Regions from separate parts of the Mus musculus genome. Here regions 1 and 2 are each linked to region 3. Evidence: chromatin loops called from intact Hi-C (ENCODE). Cell type or tissue: gastrocnemius. All regions are shown on one strand. Region 1 overlaps Atg2b (autophagy related 2B). Region 2 overlaps Atg2b (autophagy related 2B). Region 3 overlaps Papola (poly (A) polymerase alpha).

What was found. A loop is a pair of places that touch in the nucleus more often than their neighbours do. Peaks named below come from ENCODE experiments on the same cell type or tissue, not always from the same donor. Only the 100,000 strongest peaks of a DNase experiment are listed, where the experiment ranks them.
Region 1: a loop joins it to region 3, with 2.5 times the contacts of the local background. A loop is called at or near these places in 5 of 42 quality-filtered maps.
Region 2: it touches region 3 in a loop (2.1-fold over the local background); 5 of 42 quality-filtered maps call a loop at or near these places.

What each region holds. Positions count from the first base shown.
Region 1 is chr12:105,651,937-105,656,936 of GRCm38, reverse strand. It overlaps Atg2b (autophagy related 2B), which reads left to right. Exons shown (of 42, transcript NM_029654.4): 15 at 2,655-2,928; 16 at 4,306-4,408; 17 at 4,683-4,878. Among named protein-coding and RNA genes, the nearest start is that of Atg2b, 31 kb to the left of the region's middle. In gastrocnemius, no CTCF peak of the experiment used is centred here; no DNase peak of the experiment used is centred here.
Region 2 is chr12:105,645,031-105,650,030 of GRCm38, reverse strand. Atg2b (autophagy related 2B) reads left to right here. Exons shown (of 42, transcript NM_029654.4): 19 at 399-556; 20 at 870-1,042; 21 at 1,568-1,718; 22 at 3,079-3,278; 23 at 3,427-3,507; 24 at 4,553-4,659. Among named protein-coding and RNA genes, the nearest start is that of Atg2b, 38 kb to the left of the region's middle. In gastrocnemius, no CTCF peak of the experiment used is centred here; a DNase peak (open chromatin) is centred at 2,178.
Region 3 is chr12:105,806,655-105,811,654 of GRCm38, reverse strand. It overlaps Papola (poly (A) polymerase alpha), which reads right to left. Exons shown (of 22, transcript NM_011112.4): 6 at 4,437-4,490; 7 at 2,989-3,100; 8 at 2,223-2,312; 9 at 1,993-2,131; 10 at 546-618. Among named protein-coding and RNA genes, the nearest start is that of Papola, 24 kb to the right of the region's middle. In gastrocnemius, no CTCF peak of the experiment used is centred here; a DNase peak (open chromatin) is centred at 2,519.

The DNA.
Region 1 (5,000 bases), 150 kb after region 3:
TTAGTATCTTTCTGACACGCTGGCTCATAGTGCAGCTGCCTCTGCTCATTTAGGCCTGTGAAGCCCCTTATAGAACTTATATTTCATCCTTATGTTTTTGGATAGTTAAGAAATTCTGTATTTTCAAACTCATGATGTTTTAAGAGTTCTTTTCCACAGCCTTAAGCGCTGTCCTGAAGGTCCCAGTGTTTACCATTTGGCTGACACATTAGCCACACCTTTGCCTCCCAGACTCATGCTGTCTCTGATTATCATGGAATCATTAATGTTAACTGGGAGGATTCCTCTGAGGACCGACCGTGAAAATATGTACATTATTATATAAGCTTTAAACCCACAGCAGCCATCAACATCTGACATTCATGGTGGCTCACACTGGCTGGCCCTGTCACAAGGGCAGGAACCATGTCATTCTGACCCTACAAAGAGCATGCTGGACTCAGCAAATATGCTTATTGGGGGAATTATTATGAGAAAGGTCCTAATACATTAAATTGACTATACGAGAGCAATATTATTCATAATAGTAAAAATTAGATATTTAAAAATTATTTTTATCTAAAAATTGTTTTTCTTCTTTTTACTTTTTGAGACAGGTCCTTACATATGTAGACCAGGCTGGCCTCAGATTCGCAGAAATCCCCCTCCTCTGCCTCCGAGGACTGACATCAAAGGCGTGCACCGCCATACCTAACATAGCAATGACTTCTACGTTTCTCTCACAGTTCTAACCTGGAACTTTATATTTAGTCAAGGATGATTTGATCTGCCTGTCTCTGGCTCCTGGGTGCTGGGATTAAAGATGTGCACAGTGCCGCCTGCCTGGTGATCTGAGCTTTTGCCTTCTCTCTCTACCCCACTATGCACTGATAATAGTGAGGTCAGTTGTTCACTCCTAACAGGATTGCGGCGTGGTATCAGCTGTATGGGAATTCCAGGCACGTGGCACTCTGGTTTCCCTTAGATTGCTGTTAGACGGAATCTAGACAGGAAAGTCACACACAGAAGAAAGGTTAGACAGGGAGCTGACAACATGTGGCGCAGTGGGGTCAGATTTCTTTCTTTGGATTTTGAAATGTCCTGTAACACACTCAAAGTTTCATTTCATAAACATGACCCAGGTGGAAGGGAAGACCAGGCAGCCCAGGAGCGCTGTGGAGAGCGGGGCTGACACTGCGTCACTGTGTCAGCCCAGGAGCGCTGTGGAGAGCGGGGCTGACACTGCGTCACTGTGTCAGCCCAGGAGCGCTGTGGAGAGCGGGGCTGACACTGCGTCACTGTGTCAGCCCAGGAGTGCTGTGGAGAGTGGTGCTGACACTGCGCCTCACTGTGTCAGTCAGCCCAGGAGTGCTGTGGAGAGCGGGGCTGACACTGCGCCACTGTGTCACTCTTGTCGGGGTCCAGTATGCAGTGTGGACTTGGAACTACACTGGGGCTCGGTGGCTGCAGTGTTGGTCTGTAGGACCAGGACCAGTCCCAGGCTAGCAGGCGGCTGTAGTGGGCAGAGCAGTGCAGCAGTGCGTGCCCGCAGGCTAGCAGGCGGCTGTAGTGGGCAGAGCAGTGCAGCAATGCATGCCCGCAGGCACAGTTTTGCCCTTGGTTCCTGGTGTTGGAGCAGCATTCCTTCCTTAGTTTTCATTGCTTCTTGTTGTTTAAGTTGTGGGCCGGTCTCTTACATTTGCTGACAAGCTCGGGTGTGTTGGGATGACTACATCATCTCCTGGAGTTCCTTAGTTTTGATTGGAGATTTGAGAGTGGAATTTATGTTAGAAAACCAAACAGGGAAGAGATAGATTTATGAAAACTCATGGTTTCTAACTTGAGAGAAGCAAGGGCACCAGCTAGAAGAGGGAGGGCTGTGGAGGAGAGCCAGTGGGCGCACAGCACATGAAGCCCATGCCGGGCTGTCATGACAGGGAGCTATGTGAGAGGGAGGACATTTTATGGAAAATTGGAAATCAACTTTTGTTTGAATGGATGCTTTTGACCATTGCGTATAGCAGTGATTTTTAACTGTAGACGTTAGATCTGCTTCTTCGTTCTAGCCTCATACTTCCAGAAATAAGACTCAGACTCAAAATATATTTACTAACACCTTGGCCATACACTCTCAATGTAGTGAAAGCTACATTCTTCTCTGTCTAGATTATAATGTAAAATAACCCATTTATTCTAATATACATTCTGCCACCTGGCTGGTTACCTGTGCTCGGGGAACATGTGTCCGTCTCATCACATCTTCCCGGGTGAATTTTCCTCACCTGGCACTCTTCCAGAATTCTTTCTGCCTCCTGTATATCCCACCTATTTCCTGCCTAAGCCATAGGTCATCAGTTTTATTATTGACAGGTGCCACGTCCATATAGGCTAAGATATTTACATTTAACCCTATAGAGTTTGTTAATAGGCTAGTTTATACCTTTTCCTTATAGTTTATGCTGAGATTTGGGAGGCTCAGTAGTGCCTGTCTTCATGTTTGTGTACTTTTATATGAAGAGTCAGCTGTTGCCAACAGGTCTGAATGGGCAGTAGCTGTTACATTTGCACTTGATTGTGCTAATATGGTAGTGGGTTGTTTGAACTGTGGATGCTGTGGCCCGTGGGGAGGGCAATGGCGCACACTGAACTGCTGAGTATTCCTCATCCTGTTTCAGCACAAGGCTTTCACGGAAGTGTTCCTAGATGACTCACACAGTCCTGCAAACCGTCGGGTGTCCGTACAAGTTGCCACCCCAGCCCTGCACCTGTCTGTTCGCTTCCCTATTCCTGATCTAAGATCAGACCAGGAAAGAGGACCCTGGTTTAAGAAGTCACTTCAGAAGGAGACCCTTCATTTAGAATTTACGGATCTGGAGTCCAAGACAGAGTTCGTGGGAGGATCCACCCCAGAACAAACTAAACTGGAGCTGACTTTTCGAGAGCTATCTGGTAAGACTGAACACACCTGTTCCGTGTGTGTTCACAGAGCAGACTTCATGTAGAACACCGCTCCTCACAACCTAAAATGGCAAAATTGGGAGCACAGTTAGAGAATAGAACAATAGCCCCTTCCCAGAATTGTGTGGAGAATTAAAAACAAAACAAAATAATGCAATGCTTGTTTGCTTTGGTGACCTTCTTATCTTCTATCTAGGAATGAGTGTGTTAGCATTTTCTGTCATCGAATACCACTTACTGTGTGTGATAGGGACTGGGTAGCCTGGGCACCACTCTGCCAGACCTGTACATGCAGGTCACAGACATGCTGTCCTTTCCAGCAGCAATTAATTGTCACTGCTGATCTGTGGCTGAAGAGGCTGTGTCTCCCTAGCTCACAGTGGTAAAGGCAACTATGATACCTGAGTCCTCTGTCACTACAATACAGCCTTTCCGGGGACATCATGGTAAAATATGACACAGATCTGCTGCATTCTTGTTCCAGTCACCAGCTCACCTCACACCCCTCAGCAGTCAGAGTTTCCCTGGGCTGTTCTGATCTCTGAGTTTGATGAGTTTTTGTTGATACTTAAATGGGAATTTGCCAGTGGCATTCAGGAGTGGATGTTTACATGCATTCTGCCATCCCTGGTTGCTGTTGGCTGCAGCTTTCTGTTTTACAGGAAGGTTATGAAGGGCAGGGAGAAGCCAGTGTAGTAGTTAGCATGCATATACAAAGTACACATCAAAGTATGCTTGTATCTTTATGTTTTTACTGCTCAGTTAGCTGCATAAGCTTATCTTTATCTTTTCTGCCGCACTGAGACTGAATTCAGAGTTTTACATGCTGGACAATTGCTCTGTCTCTGAGCTGTAGCTCTAAGCTGTAAACTTTTCTTCTCTGAAAAAATAACTGGGGCTAGAGAGATGACTCAGTGGTTAAGAGGACTTGCTGTAAAACCTCGAAGACCTAAGTTCAGATACCAACACCCACATAACAAGCTGAGCATGGTCTCACCTGTGCCCAAGAGTGGGTAGAAGGTAGTCCCTGGGGCTTGCTGCCTGCCAGCTTAGACAAAAAAAGTGCATGCTTCTGCCTCAAAGGAGTAAGATGGCGAGAAAGAGGTTCCCTAATTCCTCAAGTGCACACCAGGAAATCTTTACCAGTACTCAGTAGGTAGTGACTAGACATGTTTACTATAATTATGCGTCTCACACATGCAATACTAGTAAGAATTGTATGTGAATAAAAACTGGCCCATTTGTTAACATTGTGCCTAGCACAGGCCACATTAAGTTAGGACCAATGAGTAAGCACTGCAGAGCTGAGAATGGTGTATCTTCAGCACGTGAAACGCACGTGGCAGTAAAGCCATCTTGGTTCCATAGGGTCGTTCCAGGAGGAGAAGGGAGGGCCATCTGTCAAGTTCTTCCATGTGTCTGGTGGAGTAGATGGAGACACCGCATCGTCAGATGACTTTGACTGGCCACGGTAAGCAAATGTAGGGATGTAATGGAATTTCCAAAAAGTTACCCTTTGAGTTGGTAAGAATCCACTGCTAGTGGCCTTCCTTTCTGTTTTTACTGCGTTATATGTCGTGAAGTCTACCCGTCTGTAAGTGGGTTACAGTAGGCATGGGCTTTATACTTATAGATCAGGCTTATCAAATCGACATGTAATCAGTGTTCACTATGTAACCTGCAGAAAGTAAACATGTTGCCATTTATACTTATATCTTGATTTTTCAAATTATCTTTGCAATCAGAATGGTACTGAAAATAAACCCACCAGCCATGCATTCCATTTTGGAGAGAATAGCAGCCGAGGAAGAGGAAGAGAATGATGGTCACTACCAGGAGGAGGAGGACGGAGGGGCTCATTCCCTGAAAGATGTCTGTGACCTGAGGCGGCCAGCCCCGTCTCCCTTTTCCTCTCGTCGAGTGATGTTTGAGAATGAGCAGGTAAAGAGAAGCGTGGCGAGCACTGCAGGGAGTTACCCTGCTTGGCCGTGGGGAGATGCTTCCCCGCTTCCTCTCCACCCCATCCGCCTGCCCTTCCTGTTTTCTTTTGTGTCCCAGGTTGG
Region 2 (5,000 bases), 160 kb after region 3:
ACTGTACAGCCCTGGCTGGTCTGAAACTTGCTGTGTAGACCAGGCTGGCCTGAGACTGCTTCTGCCTCTTAGGATTGAAGGCATGCTTCACTATACCTGACTGAGGTTTCCTCTGTAGTTTGTTCTCTCTCACCTTTAAAGTGTTCTCAGCGGTGTGAGTAGGGCGTTCAGTGTATTGACATGGCTGACACTAGGTGACGCCTAATTAGAGTCCAGTCTCAGATTCCTTTCTCTGCCATTGCTTTCCCATCAAAAGCATGAACTGCTGTTTTAAAGCCCCTTCACAGGATCGTTTTCCATTTCTGCTTGAAACCTTACTTCACACAGGATCCTGGGAAGAGGGTTCTCCGTCTGTCTGCACTGACAAGTTTCCCGTTCATCTTGTGCTCTGTGTCTAGGATCTTTAACGACTTGCTTCTCTGGGAGCCAACAGCGCCTTCACCAGTGGAGACACTTGAAAACGTTTCCTATGGCATCGGACTCTCCGTGGCCAGTCAGCTGATCAATACCTTCAGCAAAGATAGCTTCAGTCCCTTTAAATCTGCAGTTCACTATGGTAATGTATTTTTACATTGGTTCTGGTATAAGCACCTTATTTCTAAGTCTCAGACTTGTTTTCTATTTTTATGCTATAATTTCTTTGGAAATTTCTATAACTTTCCCCATGTCTGTGTCTATGCTGACAAGAACTCTGCTGCTCAAACGTGGAATCTTTGGAGTGATCGTGTACATGTTTGATATTCACTTAGAGGCCCCTCTCCCTCATGGTTCTGTCCTTTGTGAAAATGCAAAGTACTGTTGTGATCATTGTGAGCTGCTGCCTTGCTTAGCTGTCAGAACCTGTAATCGTAGGTCTTTTCCCTGCGTAGATGAAGACAGTGGATCTGAAGAAGAGACTTTGCAGTATTTTTCTGCTGTTGATCCCAACTATCGTTCCCGTAGGAAAAAAAAGTTGGACTCTCAGAACAAGAACTCTCAGAGCTTCCTCTCAGTGCTTCTGAGTATCAATCATGGACTAATGGCAGTGTTCACTGATGTGAAGGTATGGCTGCGCAGTCTCCTATAGTGAAGTGGGGTGAAGCTGTCTTAGTGTGGGGGTGGGGAGCAGTGTTCCAGGATGCCAGAGCTGGAACACAGCTGCTTTCTCTGCTGCTCTCAGGCCGTGTAGCCTCCCTGTAGACACACCTGCTAAGTCTGCCAGTGAGGGCAGTAATTGTAGCTTTTTTGGTCTCGTTTTAAAAGAGGGTGAAGCACAGTTATTTGTTACAGAGGACTTATTCACATTATGCACACACATTGTTCAACGTTTTGTCCCACTGTATCAGATGGCTCAGGAATCAGACTGCTTTGTGTGGTGTGGAAGAATTTCCTGAGTTAGTCAGAATGAGCATGCCAAGACACATTCTTTCTGCATTTAAATAATGGTTGTCGGGCATGAAGCTCAGTGACCAAGAGCCTACCTACTATGTGCAACTACTGTGTGTTTTAGGTTCTATCTACAGTACTGAAATTTGACCAAAAGAAATAAAAAGTGACTTGTAACCCCCACCCCCCATTGTTTTGTTAGCAAGAGAATGGAGATCCGATGGAAAGTAAGCATGGTGAATTCTGGCTAGAATTCAATAGCGGCTCGTTCTTCTGCGTGACAAAGTATGAGGGCTTTGAGGACAAGCACTACATCTGCTTGCATTCCAGCAGCCTCAGGCTGTACCACAAAGGTAGGGAATTGTGCATCTTCCTCTCCTCTGTTTGGCGAGTGAATTTCCTATCTGTTAAGGACAGTTTTGAGAATACAATGTTGATGTAAGTTGTATTCTGTTGGGAGTTCTGGTTTTGTTGTCAAAATCATACTTATAGATTAAAATTTTTTTGTTTTGAGACAAGGTCTTACTGTATAGCCAACACTGGTTCTTAACTTGAGATTCTCCTGCCTCAGCCTCCCAAGTTCTAGGACTGTAAGTACACACTACCTCACATGACTAAAACTTAGAAATTTTGAGTTGTTGCCTGAATTACTCTGTGAATAGGCACAAAGAAATGAAAATCTTGTTTTCCTAGTATTTCAGAATCTTAGTTTATTTTTGTTTGTTTGTTTTCTGAGTTTTTGCCCTCAGTTTTACCAACAATCACAAAGAAGTAGGTCGTTGCTGCCATGCTGGCCTTTGGCCCTATGCCACCAGAACCATGCTGGGTTCTGTGGGGATCTTTGCAAGCACAACCACCAGTAGAGTAATTGATGGTGTGAGGCACGAAGAAAGTCTAGTTCAACACACATCAGTAGCCAGTGTGGTTCAAACTGCAGAGTCTGACACTGGGCAGTTTATTTGAGGCATATTTCAGTACAACATAATTTGGAACAGTCTCCTGCTATAACAACCCTGTGTGCAGTGAAACTCTTCTTAAAGTGCATGTCATTTCTTCCATGGAGATGGCTTGTATAGATAGACCATCTTATGCAGATGGTGCAGAATCCCCTACCTCCAGTCCTGTTTGTAAGAGTCTGGGGAACCAGGTATGGCCCTAAGGAGAGCATAGGAGTCACCAGACCATGAACTGACTCCATTTCCAGCCTCCTGGGCAGAGAACAGGTTATATATCTCTTCCTTTGAAGCGACAACCCTGTATATTAACATTCCTGGCTTATTAGTGGTTGTCTGTGAGCACTAGGACCTCTGTGCCCCCAACAAGGTTCAAAGAAATGCAGACTTGTCCTGGAAATTATGTTAGAAATGCTCTGAATCTCAGCTGTCTCTGATAGTGAGCTGCTGCAGTGGGTTTTCTGTGCCTGACTCTTGGGATGGGCACATCAGGGCGCAGGTGAGCCAGAGTCGGGCATGGATGACCCTGAATCTGTTGTCTGAAGAGTACACAAGACAAAAATGAGTCATGTCCAGAACTATACTCTCCCTAATGTCTCATTTAATGTATGTGAACATTGCCTGCTTCAGATTCTGAGTAGCTTGGGTAAAGCATACTCAGCCTGCACAGAGAGTTTCGTTGTGAGTTGTGAAAGTCCAAACAATTACGGAGCTAATTTCAAGTGATCATATTGGTGTTTTTATCTCAACGTGTGTCTAGGCATAGTAGATGGAGCCATTCTCCCTACAGAGACGCGCTTGCCCTGTTCCACCCGCCCACACTGGCTGGAACCTACAATTTATTCCTCTGAAGAAGATGGCCTCAGCCGCACTGCCTCAGATGGGGTTGGGGGAGACAATTTGAATATGCTCTCAGTCGCAGTGAAGATACTGTCTGATAAGTCCGAGTCCAACACGAAGGTGTGTGCCTCACACTGCTAGCTAGGCTTATTGATTTGCTTGCTCTCCAAGGTGACTGTATGGGTGGCAACACCTTTGTTTTCTTAGAAAAATTTGAGTTGGGGATTCTGTGGATTAATGTGGTTCTTTGTGCTGTTCTGTGGCGCAGGAGTTCCTCGTGGCTGTGGGGCTGAAAGGAGCCACTCTACAGCACAGGGTGCTGCCCGCTGGACTCAGTTGGCACGAGCAGGTAAGAGCTGTCACCTGTCAAGTACTTTAGTAGCATTTACAAGTCATGACGTCCAGAAGGCAGGTGACTTTTTGCTCAAATTGCAGTCCCTATAGCTTCTCAGTGTCAGCGTTGCTGCTGTTAGATCAGTCAGGAAAAGAAGCGCATGTAGAGTGCCCAGCCTGGGAGAGCAGCAGTGGTGCTGAGTTCTGAAAACCAGAGATAGAGTTTAAACCAGAGTTAGGGTTAACAATATGCTTTTTATCTGTCTGCCTTCCTGCCTTCTTACCTACCTTTACCTACCTACCTACCTACTTATTTTTTCCATGTTTGGGACTAAGCCCAGAGCCTCAAACACACTGAGTGTTCTACTGCCCACTAGACTGCAAAGCCTTGCGTTGGACCCAGCAGCACATGAATGCAGCAGACGTCCAGGACATAGAGTTAAGGAAGCCGAGGATGACACTCAAGTTCCTACTTCCTTAGCTCTGCCTCCTGAAGAAACCAGATTTTTGAAAAGTAATCTTCAACAAAGACTTTCCAAGAATTGTTCTGAACAATATGTCAATTGTATGATTGTGCATACTTTTATTTTCATAAGATAGGGCTTTCTCCCATCCTGGTACTAAGTACCAGTCTAGTCCTGTTTAGCTTCCAAGACTGGAGGAGATTGAGAGTGTTTATGGTGGCATGACCACAGACGTAAGATGGGGTTTCTAAGGTGTCTGTGGCATTCAGTTATTGGATGTGATTCTTCATTTCAAGTTCCACTTTAGCCTTGTAGTTGTGTTATGTAAGGGGCACAGGCTGTGATAAGCACACACACACAGTAAGACATCAGACTGGGATAAGCACACACACATAGTAAGACAGTTGCTATAGACAGGTAAATGCATCTCTCCTCTTCTTCCGCATCCCTGTCAGGCACACACTTTCACAATGAATCCCTTCAGAACAACAGTGTTTTCTTAGAGTATCTTAAGTCACTCTGTTACGTATTTGTTAAATGTGTTCTAGCAAAATGTTATTTCTTCTAAAGCAGGTAGTTATGTCTTTGTGATTATAGATTTTAAACTTCTTGAATATTGCTGATGAACCTGTTTTGGGATATAACCCTCCAACTTCATTTACAACTTTCCATGTCCATCTTTGGAGCTGTGCACTTGATTACAGGTGAGTCCATTGGAACAAAGAACAGTTTTACTTGAAACACACTGATTTTAGAGCCACCAAGCCTGATAACCTGAGTTCATTTCCTGGGATCCAGTCATGGAAGAAAAGAACCAACTCCCCCAATTTGTCCTTTGACTTCCACACATGTACCACACAGCCATATATACACATATGTAAATAAATAAAGTATACTAATTTTTGAATAAATATTCTGCCTGCTGTGGGGTTACACACCTCCAACTCCAATACTTACCAGGCTTGGGGAAGAAGACAGAAGATGTGAAGCCAATCTGGGCTCCATAGTGAAATTCTGTCACAAAAAGAATATACCTAACAAGCAA
Region 3 (5,000 bases):
CTAGCGTTACTGACACCTATAAAGTCTAAGCAGTAAATGCTATCTATAACTTTCCACAAAGTGGGTGATCTTCCTTGACACAGTTCTGCATCTCTCAAACACCTAAACCAGAGTTTCCAATTATAGCACGGACACTGCAATCCTGCTTAGGAGCCATATGCTGCATACAAACACTATGCAAGAACTTTCTAAAACAAGCCAACTGAACAAATACTTAGAGCAAATAAAAAAATATACAGGGATTTTTAGTATCCTTTTATTTTTTTTTTAAAAGCACAAACGCCCATACAACTTTGACTTACAAGATAGTGCTATATGGAATAAGTTGTTAGTGAGATCTGTATAAACTGTGTACAAGTAAATGTGGCTTACAGTACAGCGTTACACTTCTCACACCGGAGGACAATTAGAGAGCAGGTCATCTATAACAAGTGAAATATGGGTGTGTCCACTCATATGTAAGAACTGGGCGGCCTCCTCCTTTATGCAGGTGACTTTTGTTATTGAATAGTGTGAATTTGTAGGGGAAAAAATAATACACTAACCCTTGGGTCCCACACAGGCAAATTAAGATTGCATTCTTCAGGCTGTTTCAATAGCACTGGATTTGGCCATTCCCTGTTCAAAAAGATTGTAGCACTTGATAAGACTATTGGACATTAGCATCTAAACGTTTCTGTTAAACATACAGCATTTGTGAATGCAACCCTGCTTCACTCACTTGGCATATACACCACAGCCTCTCATTGCTTTCTGTTTACACAGTATTGCTCTATGAAGTCAAATCAGGACAGCTTTATCATGTCAGACATCTGCTCTGCGGGGGAACTGATAAAGCACTATTCAAACAGTAAGCACCACCTCGAGACATCTAGTAGGTCCACCTCACCCTTGAACTGGGCTAATCCTGGTTGAGAAAAGACTCCTGTCTTCACACTAGTCCCTTGAACGGGTACATGGAAGTGACTTGTAACTAGAGGCACGGTGCGAAGGTTAACAAGGACAATGCTTCTGTGAGTACTATATAATACAGCCATGTTATAAAATGTATTAATGCTACTTCAGTTGGGTATAAAGATCAAAAATGAAAAGTGCTTCTCTTGCTTAGTATAAATCAAGCTGGCCTACTAGAAATGTTCATGGTTCTGTGTCTGACCTGATCACACCTCACTCACCAAGACAAAGGCAAAGCAGCACAACTATACTGGACAGAGCAGTTGCTACACATTAAATCCAGAGTCTGTTACCAAGTGACTACAAAGGAACAAGTCTTTCTTCACATTAAGAAAGGAAAGTGCTGGCAATATGAAAGATAAATCTCTTTAACTTGACTAAAACCCCAACTCTTGGTATCAAAGTAACTACTTCAAATTGGCAGTGTCTTGGACTTTTCTTAAATCCAAAACATTTGTATCTTAATTAGTAGATCTCTCCTGGGCTAACAAGTCTCAAAGATCCAGTGACTTCCATTTATTTTCAGTCACTTAACATATTTTTTTTTAAAAACTGTTATAGAAGTGACACATTTAAGGTTTTACCAAGTTAATGATGGCTGAAGGTAAAACACAATCACAAACAGCCTCTGGATAGAAGTGATCAGAATGAAAGGAATGGTGTGTGTGAGTTCTACCCACCCTAGTAACAGAGCAGATGGCAGAAAACATTACAGTGGCTAAGTTCAGAGTGTATTTGGAGGGTAGGTGGCAGAGCTAAGGAAAAGAAACTAAGGAGTTAGGTTTTCCTTTTCACACACAATGTCTCTTCCCAACACGGTAGCTGTATCTTCAACTAAAACTGGTTAGGTTCTTGGAGGGACTAGTGACTAAACTCAAGGCCTTGTGCATGCCAGGCAAGCAGTCTACCACTGAGCACTACCCCCTCAGCCCACAAACTAAAATTGAAATCTGAAACCAGCTGTAGAAATGTCACAGAAATAAGACTAAACTTCAGTGTCTACAATCAATTTTATTGTAATATAATCTAAAAACATACCATTTAGAAAATACCAAGAAAAATTTATGTACAAGAGTTGATGCTATTGCATTTGGATAAAGCTGGCAAGTTCTTGCTACTAGCATAGCCCAGGAAACACCACCGAGGAAACCTAATATATTGGAATAGATGTTGTGCCCTGTTGATAAGGGAAAAGCAAAAAGATTAAGTTAGTGTTGATGAAGAGCTTCAATGTTTTTAATAAGCTAGCCAACAAATTCTGAACTCACGTTTGGCCCACAGTTTGATGGCTCTCAGAGTTAACCTGAAGTTGTCAATGTTTGGTACTAGATGTAAAATTTCATCGGTTACCCTGCAACCTGATTAATGGGAGTGAGAGAAACAACATTAAGCCTCAGGTGTTACAATAGTATCATCATCAATTTTCTAAGACTACCCTCAAATTAAAGCCTTATTTGGTGGAATGACTATGTGAATTAAAAGGCATTAAAAGTCAGAAGGCATGAAGTCAAGCAGCTCTTTCCTGCTCCAAGCCGAATCCCTAACCACAGCTACCACACCTGGCAGTTTGCCCAGCCTCAGCCTTACGTACAACTCTTTCCTGAGGAGTGGAGTTAGTCCATCTACGCTTCTAATAGTTATCCCAAAGCACTGGTAATGAGCTATATTAACATTTTTAAAAAGAGAAAACCCTTTACACTTATCTGATAAGATTATAAAGCAACTATCAAATGCAAATTAATAAGGGCTACATACAGTAAAGCCTCGATCACTAGCAACATTATAAATGTCGGTCTTTTTAAAGATGTAATATACCATTAATAGCGGGGAAAGTGAAAGGTCATCAGTGAGCAAATCAACTGCCAGACACGGCTCTGTAGTCTATCCAGGGTAAAGAGTGTTTTAGTATATCCATTACGCATTTACACTGGCTACAAAAACCGTCATTACAAAGCATATGTTTTAAGAACTGTTATTTACTATTTGACCAAAAGCCCTTCAACTTCACAAAAGGAAGCAGGCTTTTTTACATACCATTAAGGCTTCTTATGCATCTTATATCTAGGTTTTTAAGCAGACTGTCATCTCGTAGGTCCAAATCTTCTGGAATAGTCTGCAGTGCTAATCTTGCAAACAAAATATCAATCTAAAACAAAAATAAAATCTAACATTCCATATCTGTCAAACTACTTTTATGGCATTTTCTATTTAAAAAAAATTCTTAAAGCCCTCTCATTGACCTTGCAATGGCTACAAGAACCTCACAAGAAGCCCATGCTGTATACACAGGCACATTAAACAGAGGCTAAAGCATGGGAACGGTGATATAAAATAGAGCCCAACAAACAGTACATATCGTTTCAACTGCTAACAAGTCTACTTAGCTTAAGTAGACACTGAATGCATACACTGAAATTAAGCTCTGGTTTAACATCTGTAGGAGCTGTAAGTTGGCTGCACACTTAAAGAGAGCAAAATATGAGCAAATTCACTCACAATGAGCTCAGAATGGAACTCACACATTTATTTTCACATTAAACACAAAACAATAGGTAAATAGTCACCGTATATTTTAATTACAGATATCTTTATGTTTAAACACTGTCTATAACTCAAAACTATGCAAATATAATCCTTAACCAAATTTAACAATTTTGGCCACTTATTAAAACCAACATTTCTGCCGGGCGTGGTGGCGCACGCCTTTAATCCCAGCACTCGGGAGGCAGAGGCAGGCGGATTTCTGAGTTTGAGGCCAGGCTGGTCTACAGAGTGAGTTCCAGGACAGCCAGGGCTACACAGAGAAACCCTGTCTCAAAAACCCCAAAAAATACCCAAAAACAACAACAAAAAACCCCAACATTTCAACCTTTCATAAGTTAGGTATCTTATATAGTAATTCTAAAAACTGCCCCTGCAACTATATTTTAAAAAAATAACAGCTAGCGATCATTCTTTCAGTATCTCCAGCTTTATCATCACAACAAGGTCATCACAACACCATTGTGATTACAGAAGGGAAGTGAGAATCAGTTCTGCGGCGACGACTCTGTGCTCCAAAGAGTCTAGGCGGGGCGGGGCACTAACTCTATGAAACAACTTAACGCTATGTCACTGCTCACACAGCCCCTATCTCTTCAAAGTATTTATACAAATTAACCTAAGTAAAAAGGCTACTTGGATAAACAGACTGCATACTTATTGCCTGAACTAGACACAAAGTTCACCTGGGAAGAAAATACCACAGAACTATTTTGCAGTAGCCTCAGTCCTAAGTCCTTTGCTCCCACTTCCGCTTAAAGAGTTAGAAAAGAGTCTACCTAATACACACGCTCTACAAAGAATGGACACCCATTTCCGGAAAAAAAATTGTTGGTATTAACCAACTCACAAATTCTTACTGGCAATCAAAATTGTATCTAAATGAACCAAGATCCAGAACAGCCCATACCAAAAAGCTGCCCACTAGGACTGGGCCTTACCTCTATTCCATCAAAACAGAGTTTGATAACTGGTACAAATGCCTCTTCAACAGCCTGTGAGGAAGTGAACAAGTTTAGTTCCTGAAGCTCCACCATAAGCCCATGTTAAATGCTTCCACTACCTTCTACTTAGTTTGAGCCAGGGTCTCAATTAGACCAGGTTGGCCTCAAACCAACCACACAGCTGAAAATACCCTGAACCTGCGCTCCTCCTGCCTCTACTTTCCAAGTACCAGAATTACAGGTAAGCTATGTGGCTACTATTGCTACTTTTAAAAACGGCACTGAAATTCTTTCACCATAATTTAGCATAATTCCCAACAAAAACAAGTTCTTAGCTGTGAGCTTTAACACCCCAAGCCTGGAGGTTCAAAATCCTCCATTTCTACCAAAGGAAATGTGGCTGTTCACACTGTGTTTGCTTCTGTTCCCAATCTGTAAGGAGTTTACAGGTTTATCATTCTAGTTTTATGTAAAATACAAAGACAAATGCATGCTGAGTGTTTAAAATTGCCTGGCAAAAATTGCCGGCTCAATTAAATGATTCCTCCACCAGTAAATACA